Linked DNA regions of Homo sapiens: region 2 is linked to region 1. The links are chromatin contacts, found by Hi-C in ENCODE. All regions are on one chromosome and are shown on one strand. Each heading gives the region's core, a stretch centred on a gene start or an enhancer-like site at or near the end of the contact. The rest is flanking DNA. Distances are from core to core; before and after follow the strand shown. Region 1 overlaps MAD1L1 (mitotic arrest deficient 1 like 1). Region 2 holds the start of ELFN1 (extracellular leucine rich repeat and fibronectin type III domain containing 1).

Region 1 (6,519 bases), core at 1,924-4,423:
TGGGTGCAGGAGTCAAGGTCTTTTTCAATGGCCTCTTTATACTTTTTGATCAGTCCCCAAGCTTTGCACATGTCCAGTGTCACAGTCAAAGAGGGCTGCATGTTTTAAGAGTCCAGTGGTCAGAGCACTCACACCCATGTACTCCGCAGACCCAAACCTGAGGCCCAGCAGCACAGGGGGCCACAAGTCCACACTGGGGCTGGCCCCACAGAGGCGGGAGCTCAGGGAGGGACACAAACTCCACAGGGAAGCCAACAACAGATGCCTCATTTCTGAATAAAGAAATGCCAGACACGATGTGGGAGAAAAGGAAACCAGGCAGCCCAGAGGGGCCACATGACCCCACAGACAACCCCAGGGACACGCAGACCACACACAGCCCAAGGACACGCTGAGAAATGTAAACCGGAGTCCAGGCTCCCAGGCATGAGCGCGGGAGCGCTGACAAGTCGGGACAGAGCTGGGGTCCAGGCTCCCAGGCATGAGCGCAGGAGCACTGACAAGTCGGGACAGAGCTGGGGTCCAGGCTCCCAGGCATGAGCGCGGGAGCACTGACAAGTCGGGACAGAGCTGGGGTCCAGGCTCCCAGGCATGAGCGCGGGAGCACTGACAAGTCGGGACAGAGCTGGGGTCCAGGCTCCCAGGCATGAGCGCGGGAGCACTGACAAGTCGGGACAGAGCTGGGGTCCAGGCTCCCAGGCATGAGCGCGGGAGCACTGACAAGTCGGGACAGAGCTGGGGTCCAGGCTCCCAGGCATGAGCGCGGGAGCACTGACAAGTCGGGACAGAGCTGGGGTCCAGGCTCCCAGGCATGAGCGCGGGAGCACTGACAAGTGGGGACAGAGCTGGGGTCCAGGCTCCCAGGCATGAGCGCGGGAGCACTGACAAGTCGGGACAGAGCTGGGGTCCAGGCTCCCAGGCATGAGCGCGGGAGCACTGACAAGTCGGGACAGAGCTGGGGTCCAGGCTCCCAGGCATGAGCGCGGGAGCACTGACAAGTCGGGACAGAGCTGGGGTCCAGGCTCCCAGGCATGAGCGCGGGAGCACTGACAAGTCGGGACAGAGCTGGGGTCCAGGCTCCCAGGCATGAGCGCGGGAGCACTGACAAGTCGGGACAGAGCTGGGGTCCAGGCTCCCAGGCATGAGCGCGGGAGCACTGACAAGTCGGGACAGAGCTGGGGTCCAGGCTCCCAGGCATGAGCGCGGGAGCACTGACAAGTCGGGACAGAGCTGGGGTCCAGGCTCCCAGGCATGAGCGCGGGAGCACTGACAAGTTGGGACAGAGCTGGGGTCCAGGCTCCCAGGCATGAGCGCGGGAGCACTGACAAGTGGGGACAGAGCTGGGGTCCAGGCTCCCAGGCATGAGCGCGGGAGCACTGACAAGTCGGGACAGAGCTGGGGTCCAGGCTCCCAGGCATGAGCGCGGGAGCACTGACAAGTCGGGACAGAGCTGGGGTCCAGGCTCCCAGGCATGAGCGCGGGAGCACTGACAAGTCGGGACAGAGCTGGGGTCCAGGCTCCCAGGCATGAGCGCAGGAGCGCTGACAAGTCAGGACAGGGGAGGACGATGCATTCCTGCGCCACCTCCGTGCGGGGAACCAGAGCTCCAGCCTGAATCCCTTAGGGTTGGCTCAGAGTCCTCTCTGGATGAAGTGTCTAGTCTGAGGAGGACAATCCATCCGGTCGTGAGTTTGGACTCTTCCTACACACAAAGGCCAATATATCAAAATTAAATCCCACGGAAGCCCAGGTTGTCACTGGAGAGCATTCCCCAAGCTCCAGGCAGTGGTAAATCAGAGGCCTGAATCCACTGTGGGCCCTCTTTTGAACAGAAGACAAAAGGAAGAGCTTACCCCTAAAGGCAACCCAGCAACCCAGACGTGTGCCTGTCCCACCTCCCCAAGGCCAGGGCTCCTGATCAGAGGTGCTGTAAAGACTCAACAGCCCTGGCAGTACAGGGAGCCCAAGCAGGTGTCGGAAATGACACTGGGTACCTAGAATCCTAAGAACTAAGCTGTCTACAGATGCAGACCAACCAGGTGGGAGGTGGTCAGCTAGATCCCACCAACGCCACTCATACCCACCAACGCGCACGAGGCACGCTCCGCCTCCTGAACACTCCTCCCAGGGCTCCTCCAGCACTCCTCCCACAGCTCCCCCCACAGCACGAGCTTCCGCGTGCCCACCCACGCGCAGAAGACCTCCACCTGCCGCATGCTCCTCCCACAGCTCCCCCCACAGCATGAGCTTCCACGCGCCCACGAAGGTGTCCAGCCATGCAGCAAACGTGGATCAGGCCCAGGTACACATCAGATCTCACCGGTTCCAGTGCCTTCTGCCACGTGGAAATTTCGGCTCCTTCTTTGTCTTCTTAATAGACTCTTCTTTTTTTTTTTTTTTTTTAGAACGGGTTTAGATTTAGAAGAATGGAGAAGATGGTAGAGACTTTTCACATATTCCACACCCAGGTGCCCCACTGTTAACATCTTACACGAGCACAGTGTGCTGGCCACAATAAGGAGCCAGCATGGACCCAGGCACGCCTTGCTCTCCTGGACTACACAGATACTGTGCTTCTTACAAATGGAAGGCTTGTGGCCGTCCTGCCTTCGGCGAGGCACCATGTTCCCAACAGCATGTGCTCCCTACACGGCTCTGTCACATCTGGTAATCCTCATGGCGTTTCAGACATTGTATCACTATTATATCTGTTGTGGTCTGTAATGGGTGGTCTCTGATCTTACTACTGTCATTGATTCTGGGGCGCCACGTCCTGACTGTACTTCCGACATTGCATCACTGTTATGTCTGTTGTGGTCTGTGATCGGCGGTCTCCGATCTTACTGCTGTCATTGATTCTGGGACGCCACACACTATGCTCCTCAGACGGCAAAAGCTTCACCGACCAACGCTGCTTGTGTCTGGCTGCTTCACTGACCAGCCATCTCCCTCCCTCCCTCTCCTTGGGCCTCTCTATTCCCTGGGCGACACAACAGTATTAAAATCAGGCCAATTAATAACCCTACAACAGCCTCTAAGCATTCAAGAGAAAGGAAGAGTCGCATGTCTCTCCTTTAAACCAAAAGCTAGAAAGGATTAAGCTTAGTGAGGAAGGCGTGCCAAAAGCAAAGATAAGCCGAAAGCCAGGCCTCTCGTGCCAAACAGCTCGCCAAGTTGTGAATGCAAAGGGAAAGTTCTTGGAGGAAATTAAAAGTGCTGCTCCACTGAACACACCAACGATAAGAAAGTGAAACTGTCTTATTGCTGATACGGAGAAGTCTGAGTGGTCTGGATAGATCAAACCAGCCCCAACATTCCCTTAAGTCAGAGCAAGTTCCACGAGGCTGAGAGAGGTGGGAAAGCTGCAGAATTCAAGTCTGAAGCTAGCAGAGGTGGGTTCATGAGGTTTACATTAAGAGGCAGTCCCCATCACATAAAAGTACAAGGTGAAGCCGCAAGTGCTGACGGAGAAGCTGCAGCAAGTTCTCCAGAAGATCCAGCTAAGAGCACCAATGAAGGTGGCCACACTAAACACCAGATTTGCAGTGCACATAAAACAGCCTTCTGCTGGAAGATGCCGTCTAGGGCTTTTACAGTTACAGAGGAGAAGTCGATCCCTGCCTTCAAAGTTTCAGAGGACAAGCTGATGCTGTTAGGAGATAATGAAGCTGATGACTTTTTTTTTTTTTTTTTTTTTTTTTTTTGAGACACAGTCTCACTCATTCTGTCACCCAGGCTGGAGCACGGTGGCACAATCTTGGCTCACTGCAACCTCCGCCTTCTGGGTTCAAGCAATTCTCCTGCCTCAGCCTCCCAAGTAGCCGGGATTACAAGTGTGTGCCACCACGCCTCACTAATTTTTTGTATTTTTAGTAGAGACAGGGTTTCACCATGCTGGCCAGGATGGTCTCGAACTCCTGCTGACCTCAAGTGATCCGCCCACCTCGACCTCTCAAAGTGCTGGGATTCCATGCATCAGCTACTGTGCCTGATCTAAGCTTTTTATTTTGATCCAATTACAGATTCACTTGGAGCTATAAAAAATAATACAGAGATCACAAGTAGCATTCATCCAGTTCCTCCCAATAGCAACATCTGGCACAACTACAGCACAGTATCACAACCCGTATGCCGACAATGATACAGTCAAGATACAGCACATTTCATCACCACAAAAACCCCTCGGGTTGTCCGTTCACAGCCACGATTCCTCCTGTGCGTCTCCGTAACTCACGGCAGCCATCCACAGGCTGTCTATCACTTCAGCCTTTTAATAACGTCATGCAAATGGGATCATGCAGCACACGACCTTCAGGGACTGGGCTCTTCGCTCCGCTAAACTCCCTGGAGATCTATTCAAGTATGTTTATCCACAGTGAATTCCTTCTTAGTCCTGAGTATTACTCTGTGTGACGGAGGCACTACCGTTGTTTAACCATCACCACCGAAGGACATCAGAATTCTTTCCAGTTTTTGGCCATTATGCAAAAGCTGCTAGGAAGAGTCCTCTGTCGGGTTTTGTCCGAACCTCGGTTTTATTTCACTGGAATCGACACCCAGGAATGCGACTGCTGGTCATATGGGAGCTGCAGTGCAGTTTTTAAGAAACCCTCGAGCTGGTTCCAGGGTGGCTGCACCCTGTCACTCTCCCATCAGCAAGGCACCAGAGATGGAGTTTCTCTACACACTGACTGGCATCTGATGGTGTCCGTTTCTGAACTTTGACAGGTGTGCAGTGACACCTCACTGTGGTTTTAACTTGCATTTCCCTCATGACTAATGATGTTGAACATCTTTCCACGGGCTTAACTGTCATCTGTATATGTTATTTGGTAAAAAGGTCTGTCTATATCTTTTGCTTGTTTGCTAATTAGGTGTGTCTGTTTTGTTTTTCTATTACTGAGTTTTGAGAGTTTTCTCATCTATTACAGATAACAAATCGTCTTTGTCAGATATGAAGCTTGCAAATAGTTCCTCTTTATCTCTACCTTGTCTTTTCATCTCTTCACAGGAACTTTCACGGGGCAAAAATTTTAATCTTGATGGAGTCCAACTTCAGTTGACCCAAGCAGAAGGAACGAAATAATAAATATTAGAGCAAAAATAAGTGAAATAAAGAACACAAAAACAATAAAAGAAATCGGTCAAGCCTAAAGTTGGTTCTGTGAGAATAGCAACAGAATTGACAGAAACTTTTAGCTGGGCCAACCAAGGAAACAAGAAAGAGGGTGCAGATCACTGCAGTTGGGAGTGAAAGAGACACTAGCTGACCTTCCAGAGATAAAGGCTGTAAAGGAATACTACGAACAGCTGCATGCCGAAAATTAATAACGGAGGTGAAATGAACAAACTCCTGAAAAGACAAAAGCTACCAAAACTGACTCAAGAGAAACACAGACAACCTGAGTAGACCCACAGAACAGCAAAGACACTGGATTAGTTTTGAAGACGCTGCCTGCTGCCTCTGCGGCTCCATCTCAGCTCCTCCGGACCCTCCCAGATCCCCACAACTGGAATGCTGGATCTTGTGTTGTGGCCCCACCGGCACCGGGGACTTTGTTCCTTTTATTCCATCGTATTCCCAGGTCTCATCGGTGTCGGGAACTTTGCTCATTTTATTCCATCGTATTCTCTCTGCTGTTCAGAATGGGCAGATGGGCAGTTCCTATCGGTCCATCTCTGAGTTCACGAACGCGCTCCTGTCGCCTCCATTCTGCTGCTGACCTTATATCCATTAAGTTTTTCTTTCCATTATTGCTAGGCATTAACTACATTTTCTGTCTTCCCAGCTGCTATTTACCTAGTCCTTTGCTGGGGAGCGTCGGCATTTTGGGGATGTGCTTCCTTAGCTCCAAGTCTGGGATGAAAGAGGCAGACGAGGAAACCTGGGCAGCTCCCCGCCAGGCTGTTCCGAGGCCCAAGGCCCCTGGCCTCCATCCCGCAGAGGCTCACTATGCTCATTCCATAGATAATGTCCAGGACTCTTCATTATACTTAACAGAAGGATCAAAGAAAATGCGTCAACTCCATCTTCCTGCAAACAGAGGTGTTGGCTGCTCTTTGGAATCGCTCATTCAGCCAATGCTGATTTAAACCTTCTACGTGATGTGTGCCGTCATAGGGGCTGCCCTGAGAAGCCTGGCTTCACAATCACGTGTGTCTCTCACTGTTGGCTGCTGAGAACCACAGAAGAGCTCTCAGCACACAAGGGCTCCATCCTACCCCCTGCACTGAGACACCGCCCACCACAGCAGGACTTCCTGAAGCCTGAGCTACAGCACCCCCAGAGTTCCTGTCGGAAAAAGCTCAAGGCTGTCAGGAGGATTTGCCCTTGGTTCTACCACACCTGACAACAGGCCCCTGCCCTGCCTCCCCTTCCTAGCACAGTTACTTCAGAAAATCCGAGCTGACAACTGTGAATCCTTCCTCAGTCCCTTGGAGACACACATGCCCGCACCTCCTACAGCTCTGGGATGTCCTTCTCAAGGACCGAGAGCCAACCCTTTGGAACGTAATCAT
Region 2 (5,603 bases), core at 38-2,537, 370 kb before region 1:
CGAAGGAGGCCACAAGCTCTAAATTACTAAATTCGGGCCAGTGCTGGGGGCCTGGGAGCCAAGGCAGCTCAGAGCCCACTCTCCGATTCTGGCTCCTGGAGAACCCTAGGACCCGGGCGTGTCAGGCCCTGCAGCCGGGCTAGGCCGGTCCATACAGGACTGAACGGCGTCGTGGGCGTTCATTCACATTCCCTCTCCGGTCCCCACACACTATAGGATTTATCTTGATTTGCTGCCTTTGAATTGAGTCAACTCTTTTGTATGCTCGTTGAATTGCCCAGCTGCTGGCGGCGAGCGGAGAGCGTGCCGGGGGTACTGAGGCCGGGAACCAGAGGCGGGCGGGGGACAGGAAGCGGGGAGGGGGCGCCGGCGGGGACGCGCGGGCTGCGCGGGGACTGGAGAGGGTCCCCAGGCGCCGGCCGTTCTGCGAACGCGGGCTTGTCCAGGCACCGCCGGGGCCTGCCCGGCCCGAGCGTGGAGTCCCGAGGCTCCTGCCGGGGGTCCAGGCTGCCCCTGGGGCTCTGCCTTCGACGCGCTGTGTAGGGCCAGATTCTGGGCCTCTCTTGACTCAGTTTCCCTTCCTGTAACATGCGGACGGGGGCTTCCGCACAGGCAGGTTGTCAGGGTGAAACTGAGCCGAAGAGTGCTCCAGAACCCCCTGAAGTCCTCACAGAGGTTGGGGTGAATGAAGGAAGGAAGCGGGGCCAGGGCTGGGCAGAGGAGGCCCGGCCTGCGCCCTGCGTTCTCCGCCCCTAGGTCCCTGCCCTCCCGGATAAGGGGCGGACCGACGGGAGGACCTGAGAACGCCTTGGCTTTGCTTGAGGTGGTGGGAGTCGCGGGTAGCTTGTTCAGCCAACAGCTGTCGCCCCCACTCCCCCCACCCACCCACCCACCCCCTCCACCTTTTAGATGTGGGCGGGGAGGGCCGGGGACGGACCGCGAGGACGCCCCCTGCGCTTTCTAGGACCTCCCCTCCTTCCCCAGCCCCTGCGCGTCGCCGGGAGAGGGAAGGAGCGGGTTGCCGCGGGGAGCCGAGGAGAGCAGGGGGCTCGGGAGGCCAGGGAGAGAAGGGGAGGGCCAGAGGCTCCGAGCCGGACTCGCGGCGGAGGAAGAGGGGGTGGAAGGGAGCGCGCAGGCGGGCGAGGGAGCGAGGGAGGGAGAGAAGGAGGGAGGGAGGGAGGGAAGGGGGGCGGGAGGGGGCAGGGCGAGCTTGAATTCCCCCCCGGCCGCGCGGCGAGGGGCGGGGCCGCGCGCGCAGATCGATGGGCGAAGCTGGGGAGGAATTTCAATCCCGGGAGCGAAGTTAGAGCTTGAAGGACGGCGGCGGCTGCGGGCGCAGCCCCGGAACCGAGGCCGGGCGGGCAGGTAAGCGGCGAGCGCGGCCGGGCGCTGAACCTGGGGGACTTGGGACCCGGACCACCCCCGGGGAGCGGCGCGGCCAAGCCCCCCGCCACCTCGAACCCCGGGCGTCCCCGAGTGCGCAGCGTGCGCCCCCAGCCCCTGCTGCGCCCCCAGGCCTGGCGCGCGATCCGAGCGCAGCGGGCAAAGTTGGAGGAACTTGGCGGCGGCGGAGCGGGCGCAGGCTCAGCCCGACAAAGCCCGGGGGCCCGGGTCGGGGTCGCTGCCGCAGCCCGCACGCTGCCCCGTGCCTCCGAGAGGTCCCTTCCCCAGCGCCTCTCTCCCTTCCGTCCCCCTTCGCCGTCCGCACCCTGCCCGGCGCCCCCCAGACGCGGCCCCCTGCCCTTCCCTTCCCGGAAATTAGGGGGCTGTCCTCACCTCCTGGCCGAGTCGCTGACCCCTCCCCAGGCTCGCATCGCCCTCCCTGCTGGGCCGCCCTCCCCCCGACGCTGCGAGCCTCCTCGCTCCGCGCGGGGACCGTCCAGTCACGCACGGGGAGGGGTCACATTCCTCGGTCCCAGCCCCTGAGTCCAACCACTGGCGGGGGGGTGGGGTGGGGGGCTTCGCTCCGAACTGAACTTACTGGGTGCTTTCCACCCCTCGCCCCACCTGGAGTCCATCCTCGTCCTCGTCCCTCTGGGGGCTGGGAGGAGGCTGCCAAGCCTCCGTGCCCCAACCTGCCTCTAAAGACAAGCGCCCCCATTTCCATCCTTTGAAACCTGCAGGTCACCTGCTTGATGCTGAGGGTGGGGCGGGGGGCACTGCCTGCCGTACCGCACACCGCCCCCCCCCCCATAAAAACGACACCCTCTGAGATGAAAATCCGGCTTTTCCAGGTCTCAGCTGTGTGACCTTGGGGCAGGTGAATCTCAGAGCCTCAGTTTCCACACCTGTGAAATGGGGCTAGGATGATCATGCCTTCTGAAAAAAACGAAGGCTTAGCAGAAAGGGTCGAGGCCGGCCGAGCCAGGTGTGCACGTCCTCAAAAAGCCTCCGTGCCAGCACTTTCCCTTCCTGCACACCCGGAGTGGGGCCTCTTTGGACCCTGGCTTGGGCTGGCTGCCTCTGCCGCTCATTCCCTCGATTGGGCTAAGGGCTGTGCGGAGAGCCTGGGGACAGAAGCTGTGGAGGGACCGGGAGCCAGGAGCAGATGTAAATGGCAAATCTCCCCATATTGCCTCTCTCAGGGGCTGCCCCCTAGAGAGGCCCCCAGCCTCCAAAGAGGTCCAGCTTGCACCCAGCCTTGGGGGAAACCCCATTGGGTTGGGCATAGGTTGCTTGAAAAGCATCAACATGCTCCTCTTCTCTGCCTGGCTGGCCCCCTGGCCTCCTGCCCCCTGGGTCCCTGCCCCTGCCACCTTTTAATTGAACAAGCATTGAGAAGACTGGCTTACAGGTCCCAGCCCAGGTTTGCGCCCCACTCCACCAAAGCAGGGGGACAAACTCCAGGGGGCCGTGTGTGGGAGGGGGTCACCCCCTCACCTGGATTTGAGGGGGTTTGGAGCCCAGCCAGGACCCCAGCACTTGGGTCCCTCATTTTCCTGGGCATACGGTGGTCAGGGAGTTCTGATCCCCACCCCTAGTGGGCAGAAGACCTGGGGGTCTCCAAGTCAGAGATTGGGGGCCATGCCCCTCCCCCTGTCCTACAGCCAGCTGTGCAGCCCCCTCCTCCTCGGCCGCAGCAGGACTGCTGTGTGCGTATAATTCAGGATGATACAGCAGGCTCGGCAGGCAGCTCCCGACTCCCAGAAAAGCCAGTGGGCACCTGAACCAGAGCCACACTCCTGAGGCCTGGTAAGTCTGGGGTAAGGGTGCAGGGATGTGGTGGGCACCTGCACCCAGGACCAGAGGAGGGGAGGGAGGGCGGCGTCCCTTCCCCACCATGCCCCAGGACTGCCACTGGAAAGCACTGATTTTTCAAAGTGTCTTTGGAGGCAGGCTCCCCACACCTGGGCCAGGGAGAGGCTGCTGCTCCTCCACCTCCCTACCACGGTCCCCACCAAGAAACAGGTGTCCGGGGTCCCAGCAAGCGCCCAGGGCCAGAGCCTGGAGTAGTTGCCTGTCTCGGACCCCGGCATTTGAATATTTTCACCCTAAATGTATACTTGTAGGCTTCACCTGCTCTCCAGGAGAGAAAAATTAATGGGACTAAAATATGACCACAGTGCCTGAGATCAATGGGGTAAAATCGGAGTGGCTGCCTGGGTCCCATGTTGGTGACTTTCTCTATCTGTTTCCAACACACACGCATCAGCTCTAGATTTTGATAGAATTTTCTAAGCACTCAGGAAAGCCTCCTTCTAAGGTCCCCCTGAGGTCAGAGCCCCCACCCCAGGATCCCTTCCCCCCCGACAAGCCAATTCCCCATTTTGGTAGGGGACTGTGTTTCTCCGTGCCAGACTCAGACACCATCGCATTGGAGGAAATTTATGAGCAGAGGTGCATGGACTTGGGGTGTTCATATATCTTCACAAGAAAGAAACAGGCAGGCCCTCGAGATGCCCGGGTGGGTGGTGCATAAATACACGAGGGGGCCGGTGGCGGGGCGGGGGGCAGGATTAAAAATGCAAGTGAGTGACAGGCGAGAGATAGATAGATCTCCAGGGCTGGGTGATGAGGCCATAAATTTCCAGGCGTGAACCTGGAGCGGATGGTGGCACCGCCGCGGACATTGGATACATTTGTCATCTCTCCAGCGCCCCCCCCCGCTCTTTCCTTTTTGTTTTTGTTGTGGATTTGGTTTCTTCCAGCACAAGCTCAGGTGTCAAGTGGCCTTGGGTGGGTGTTTGTGGGGGTGGCTGGTGGTGGAGCCACTGCAGTGGACGATGGCGCCATCCATTCCAGCACCAGCTGTACAGATGGGGAGACTGAGGCCCGGATTGGGGTGGGGCCGGAGAGGGTGGTGGAGGGGTCCTATGTCTGGCGTCTGTGTCCTGTTGTGTTGGTTCAGGTCAGGGGATTCCAGCAGGGTGGGAGGCCTTGGTCGTTGGGGGCTGCTGCCTCCCTTCACCCCTGTGCACCCTGAGCCAGTCAGTGGCACCGACAGTAAACAGGAAGCAGGGTGGCAGCTATGGGCACTCGAGCCCAGCACCGTGCCCCCCCTCCCCGCCCCCTGCCCCGGATGTCCCTTTCCCAAGGCTGGTGGATTGAGACCTGGTTCTGTCCCACCTCTTCCAGCCTCCTGGGGAGGGAGGGCGGGAGGTGAGAGACCACCCTGGGAGCGCTGATGGCAGACAAGGGCCAACTGTGTGCCCTACCTGGAGCCTGGGACAAAGCCCAGAGGAGCCTGGCTGCCTTGGAGCTGGCATCCCCAGATGGAAAGACAATGGTCTCACAAATAAATGTGCCTCCTTTCCCTCGGAGATCAGCCGGTCCAGCCCCTGAAGATGGTCCAGCCGGTCCATTTTCCAGAAGGGTCCAGCATCGCCCGAGGTCACACAGCAAGTAAGCTGGAGCTGTGGCTGGACCAGGCCTCCACACCTGTAGAGCTGTCCTGGGGCAGCTGGGGTCTTGGTCTTGGAGAAGAGCTGGAACCCAGGCTGAGGCAGGAGGGGGTCCAGCAGGGCTTGAGGGACCTTCAGAGGGGAGGCAGAGAGGACGACTACTCCGCTCCCTGCTCCAGGCCACGGGGGTACACAGGAGCTGGTGGGGAAACTGAGTCAGGCGGCGAGGACCACTGCTCTGCTCCCTGCTCCGGGCCGTGAGGGGTGCACAGGAGCCAGTGGGGAAACTGAGTCAGGCAGAGAGGACCACTCCTCTGCTCCCTGCTCTGGGCCATGAGGGGTGCCCAGGAGCCGGTGGGGAAACTGAGGCAGAGAGGACCACTCCTCCGCTCCCTGCTCCGGGCCATGGGGGTGCACAGGAGCCAGTGGGGAAACTGAGCCATGGAGGCTGGTCCACACAGCTCTTCCCCACCCACATGGCTAGGACTCCTGGGGCTGTTCTGTGGTGGGAGACCCTGGAGTCTCAGGATCTCGGTTACTCAGCCCCGGTTGCCTCCCTTCTGCCCAGCAGTTAGTTCCTCAGGACTCACGGCTTCCAGGCTCCCCTCGCCTGTGAGCCGGACCCAAGCTCCTCTTTGGGGCTGAGGAGGAGGGGTCTAGCTGGCCCCTATAGGGTGGGCAGAGTTTAGATAACCCCACAGGAAGAGGCAGGCATCCAGGCAGGAGAGGCAGCGGAAGGGAAGGTGTGAGGCCCCCAGAGCA

What was found. A loop is a pair of places that touch in the nucleus more often than their neighbours do. Pooled maps may share reads with other maps.
Region 2: a map with no recorded cell type shows a loop between it and region 1 (5-fold over the local background). The contact joins the promoter of ELFN1 here to the enhancer-like site in region 1. A Hi-C loop is called at or near these places in 3 of 37 single-sample maps with no recorded cell type and 7 of 50 pooled maps.

Annotation. Positions count from the first base shown.
Region 1 is chr7:2,034,823-2,041,341 of GRCh38, forward strand. The region is part of intron 12 of MAD1L1 (mitotic arrest deficient 1 like 1); the gene reads right to left. Among named protein-coding and RNA genes, the nearest start is that of SNORA114, 51 kb to the right of the region's middle. Within about 2 kb of position 3,174, at least 13 of the 41 ENCODE cell types and tissues checked have a DNase peak (open chromatin) inside an H3K27ac peak, as active enhancers do.
Region 2 is chr7:1,668,990-1,674,592 of GRCh38, forward strand. ELFN1 (extracellular leucine rich repeat and fibronectin type III domain containing 1) reads left to right here and starts at 1,288. Exons shown (of 4, transcript NM_001128636.4): 1 at 1,288-1,365. RefSeq lists enhancers at 12-719, 720-1,426, 1,427-2,133, 2,134-2,840.